Linked DNA regions of Homo sapiens: region 1 is linked to region 2. Evidence: chromatin contacts called from ENCODE Hi-C or POLR2A ChIA-PET data. All regions are on one chromosome and are shown on one strand. The core of a region is the stretch at or near the end of the contact, and the rest is flanking DNA. Distances in the headings are between cores, read along the strand shown.

The links. Hi-C counts contacts between places; a loop is a spot of excess contacts on that map. ChIA-PET counts read pairs that join two places held with the same protein, here RNA polymerase II (POLR2A). Pooled maps may share reads with other maps.
Region 1: a loop to region 2 is called in a pooled map, with 3 times the contacts of the local background. The contact joins two enhancer-like sites. A Hi-C loop is called at or near these places in 2 of 50 pooled maps. POLR2A ChIA-PET finds 5 or more read pairs at or near these places in 2 of 52 experiments (IMR-90 and PC-9).

The regions. Positions count from the first base shown.
Region 1 is chr4:38,819,027-38,821,726 of GRCh38, forward strand. No RefSeq gene overlaps it. Among named protein-coding and RNA genes, the nearest start is that of TLR1, 16 kb to the left of the region's middle. RefSeq lists an enhancer at 587-706. Within about 2 kb of position 1,410, at least 4 of the 41 ENCODE cell types and tissues checked have a DNase peak (open chromatin) inside an H3K27ac peak, as active enhancers do.
Region 2 is chr4:38,984,926-38,987,625 of GRCh38, forward strand. TMEM156 (transmembrane protein 156) reads right to left here. Exons shown (of 7, transcript NM_024943.3): 5 at 1,411-1,494. Among named protein-coding and RNA genes, the nearest start is that of TMEM156, 46 kb to the right of the region's middle. Within about 2 kb of position 1,251, at least 2 of the 41 ENCODE cell types and tissues checked have a DNase peak (open chromatin) inside an H3K27ac peak, as active enhancers do.

The sequences.
Region 1 (2,700 bases), core at 160-2,659, 170 kb before region 2:
CCTCAGCATCCCATGGGCCACACACACACAAAAAGGCACAGGAGGGCTTCATCAGCTCCTGTGGCTCCATGCAAGGGAGAATGGAGGCCATAGGATAAGACCAGAGCTATAGGAAACAGAGACATCTGGTCATCCTGAGCCCTTGAATGATTTTGTGGAATAGAGACAGCTTACCTATTCTAGACCTCTTAGCTATACTTTTTTCTATTATATGAGAAAGAAATAAACCTCAATCTTATTTAAGCCTCTGTATTTGAGGTCTCCCAGTCCTGCAGCTTAGACTGTACCTTAATCGACACAATTATAGAAAAGGATATCTGCCTTCTTACCACTCATCCTTGATCTCCACTTCAGGGAGCTAGATCTGGGAGAGGGAGGGGCAAGAAGAGTGTATCTCAGATAAACCATGCCTACCTCCAAAATATATGCCAAGGTTGAGCTACAGACCTAGCCTGTGACATGCAGAAAGAAGATGAGTTTTAGATGAAGATGGAGATTTAGAATTTTAAACTAGATTGGAGTATCAGTATCTCAAAAGGACTGCAGAAGTATTAAATCTGCTCAAGATATCACTAAGGAGTGACAAGAGGGGAATTTCAGAATCCAGTTGATGGAATGACTGAGAAAAATAAACACTACTTCACATTTGGACTAGATGATGTTGAGATTCCTCATAAACTAACCGTAATTGAAACTCTCAGAAAGTCCCTGTGGTTTTAGAAATCCCCTCAGGTCTTTTACTCCCTGTAGTTTAGTCTCATTCCTTTCTAATCAAACCAGTCCCCAGAAACCTAGACAGAAATACCTCCTCCTTTCCCCATATTTGTGGTCTCATTCTCTTTAAAACTCCCACACTCTCACCGTTTATATCCCGGGTCTCCATCCACTGTCTCTTTCCTGTGCTCTTACACCCATCCACTCTATTCTCTTTGCCTATTACTCCTTTCTTTGTACCTCTGACTTTCCAAGCAGCTTCTTTTAGAGTCTTCACTCTTTCCAGGATAACATTTCTTTTCTGCTGCCACACTCAACTGAGTCTCCAGGGCATCAGAGCTGGTCATGCCAACTCCAGAGGACTGGGTTGAATAGTGTCCTCCACCCAACCTCCAAACATTTATGTCCATTTATTTCAGATTTATTCTGAAATCTCAGAATGTGACCTCATTGAAAAAAGAGTCTTTGTAGATCTAATTAAGTTAAGGACCAAGATGTGATGGCATCAGATTAAGGAGGCTCCTAAATCCAACTAGAGTGTCCTTGTAAGAGACAGGAAAAAAAAGACAGAGACTTGGAGGAGAACACCATGTGAAGACACAGGCACAGATTATTGATTATTTAACCCAAATTTGGGATACATTTTTTTAGATTGCGCATCTGCCATGTATGTCAATAGCCTACCAATAATTTTGGTTTCTCTTCTCATCTGTTGGTTCTACTGATTACGTAATAGGGTGTTGACTGGAACTTTTCTTATGACTTGGGTCCAAAACTAAAGACAAAGAAGTATTATGTACCACATTCTATAGAAAGCTGCTAACTACTGGGGCATGTCCTCCAGGGCATTCTAAGAAGCAGCTGATGCATCTGCAAACCAAGGGACGCCAAGGTTTGCCAGCAACTACCAGAAGCTAGGAGAGAGGAAAGGGATGATTTCTCCCTGACAGCCTCTGGAAGGAACAACCCTGCCAACCTTGATTTCTGACTTCTGCCTTCCTGAACTGGGAGAAATATATTTCTGTTGTTTTAAGCCACCCAGTTTGTGGTAATTTGTTTTGGTAGCCACAGGAAACTAACACATCCAGCAACACTGCCAATTTGATGCTTTCTTCGCTCATGGTATTCTTTCACTTCCAACTTTGCACCCACTGTGCCCTCCCCTTTGAAGGGTCTTCCCAGCCACATGCCCAGGACCCTTCCCAGCCACATGCCCAGGATCCTCCTGATGAAAGATCTTTCATCAAGGCTCATCCTAGCAGCCCTCCCTGGTCACTAACCTAGGTTTCTTATCTCTTTTGCTATGGTCTGGATGTTTGTGTGCCCCTCAAAATTCCTATGGTGAAATCCTAACCCCCAAGGGGATAATACAATCAGCCCTTCATATCCATGGGTTCCACATCCATAGATTCAAACAACCATGGATTGAAAATATTCAATAAATGAATAAATAAATAATAACAATATAATAATACAAAATAATAAAAATAAAAGACCATACAGTTTAACAACTACATAACATTTACATAACATTTACATTGTATTAGGTATTGTAAGAAATCTAGAGATGATTTAAGTATATGAGAGGATGTACATAGGTTATATGTAAATAGTACACTTTTTTTTTCAGAGTCAGTGTCTTGCTCTGTTGCCCAGGCTATAGTGCAACGGCATGATCATAGCTCACTGCAGCCTGGAATTCCTGGGCTCAAACAATCCTCCCACCTCAGCCTCCTGAGTAGTTGGGACTACAGGCATGTGCCGCCAGGCATGTATTTTTTTTGAGGAGGTGGGGTCTCACTATGATGCTCAGGTTGGAAGTATGCCATTTTACATAAGGGACTTGAGCATTCACAGACTTTGGAATCTACAGGGCTCCTGGAACCAATCCCCTGTGGATACGGAGAAAGAGCTGTATTAAGAGTTGGAGATGTTGGGAGACAATTAGGTCATGAATGTGGAGCCTTCATGAATGGCATTAGTGCC
Region 2 (2,700 bases), core at 1-2,500:
CAACTTTGCGAGGTTAGTCTTGTGGTTAGCTAGTACTTAAAATTTGTGATTCCCTCGACTATATGGGTTGACGGGGGAACTATAGACTTTTTCTCAGACAAGACAGCAGTGCTCAAAATTACGACTTGAAAACAGAAACGACCAGAATTCCTAAGGTGACCAAAAAGCCCCACAGAACTGTGTTAAAACTGTCCTCATATTTGGACACATGTACTGAGTAAGAGGGGAGCCCAGGGAAAAATGCCATTTTTGCCTTTTAAAAATTAATTTTGCCATTGAAAACAACGTTATAGCTTTTAATTTATTAATCAAATAAGATTTTCATTGACTGGACAAAATTTCCACCAACTTACCCCACATTTAACTGGTGTCAAATGATTATTTAGCTAATGCTTATTATCAGTCATAGCTTAATACTTTCACTGCTAATGCTGGGTAGAAAGCCTAAATTTTTAAAATATTTGAGCTCCTTAGGTGCACTCAAGCTAGGGTTCCGTGTATCTGCTAATTTAAATGGCTAACAAAAGCCCCCAGTGAACAAAGTCCCCAGTGAAATGCGGTGCAAATCTCTATGTCGCTACTGATGCAGCTGTAGGGTGGGGGACTGGAGGTTTGCTCGGCATCCTCCCATTTTTGAAAACTGTTTACATGCCAGACTTGAAGCTTCCTTTTTTTTCTAACTTCTCACAAAGTACGAAGGCACCTACTCGCTGGCTGTGTACAAGGAGCTTTGGTAACAGCACTCATAATTCTGTGGTTTTCACGGTCAAGGATATTATTTCTCTCTGCTAAAGAAGAGGGCTTCGTCCATGTCACATTCTCTCTCTTTCTCTTTTTAACGTGATTTGACAGCTTGAATCCAAAAGGAGGCTTCACAATTAGAAGAAAGGGATTGAACCACAACATCTGTGCTAACAGCCCCCATCACTGCTCTAATTAGAATTCCCTTATTCCATTTCTGTTTCTCAGGAGAGGACAGGGGGCTTTTTAATTGGGGCTATTAGAAGTTCTCTTTACACAATGACACCCTCTGCTAAGGGAAGGCTCCAGCGAAAGCCATGCCCACTCTGCAATTACTTCTTGCAATTCTGGGGAATAATGGTATCTTGTCTCATTTAAAAATAAATCTAAGTCTTATCCCTATTGCTTTCTCTCCTCTGCCTACTCACATGAATTTCTTCTTGCCAATTAAGCAAACTTTCCATTATTTAAGGAGATAGTTTAGATTGCTACTGTCCCCTGATAATAAGACATATTAAACTGGATTTCATTTGCCCACAGCTCTGTTATTCCAGATACAAGGCTAATTTACATAAGCTCAGATCTCAGATCTTGAGTTTACTGTGTAGTGAAACCATGCAGCTTTGGAATTTCCTGAGTGCTGTTTTGTTTACATGCCACAGAACTTACCTGAAAGAACCTGCACATTCAATGCTCTCAGTTTCTCCGAATCACTTCCTCTTAAGAGAACAGATGTAGGTTTGTCTCTATGACCTATTCCCAGAAAAGAAATGAAGTATTTAGATGATAAACAAGCGCATTGTTAACATATATTCCCCATGTTGGTTCAAAGGATTACCAAAAAGAATGGAGCCATTCATGGCCAGGCACGGTGGTTCACGCCTGTAATCCCAGCACTTTGGGAGGCTGAGGCAGGGAGATCACGAAGTCAGGAGTTCGAACCCAGCCTGGCCAATATGGTGAAACCCCATCTCTACTAAAAAATACAAAAATTAGCTGGGCGTGGTGGTGCATGCCTGTAGTCCCAGCTACTCAGGAGGCTGAGGCAAAAGAATCGCTTGAACCCAGGAGGTGGAGGTTGCAGTGAGCCGAGATCATGCCACTGCACTCCAGCCTGGACGAAAGAGTGAGACTCCATCTCAAAAAAAAAAAAAAAAAAAAAAAAAAAAAAAAAAAAAAAAAAAAGGAAAGCGACAGCTCTTATACACAGAAAAGTATATTTTTATCTTATTATATACATAGATATGATGTGAAGAATATTCAATGTATGTTTAATATTCAATAACATTTAATGTGCTAAGTAGTGTGACATTTTTTATTACTTTGTATGCTTGGATTTGCAAGCCTTTGAAAATCACTAAGTCTGTCATTTGGGCAGATATTTGTAAGAATTTAATTTGACTCCCCACTACTGGTCTCCTTCTAGACATTTTTTCTAGCTCACTTCTATCTCTCTTTGCTTATAGCTTTTCATATGGGAAAATGGGTCAAGAAACTCAGAACTATACACTATTTATAAATAACACACATTTACTTTAAATAATAGAATTTTCAAAACTAAATACCCTACATCTTAGTTCTGACATTTTACTAGCTGTGCAGCTTTGGATAAACACTTAACCTCTCTAAGTCTCAGGGGATTTTTATCTACAAAATAAAAATAGCATATATCCTGTTTACACAGTTTAAGAATCTAGTGAAAATGCTCTGAAAATGGTTATTCTACAAATAAACAGTATTGATTATGTTATTAACCACTGCACAAAGGGCTTTATTACTAAGGTATCAATGATAACACTTGATATGAAACTGCTCTCAAAAATATCTGCAACAAATACCTAGTCAAAAGAATGAATTGCAACTTTACTGAAACCTGGAGGCAACCACTTGTTCTGCCTACTGAAATGGCTAACACAGCCTTGCCTGGTAAAGAAGGAAAGAGTCTTGGGAAATCATACA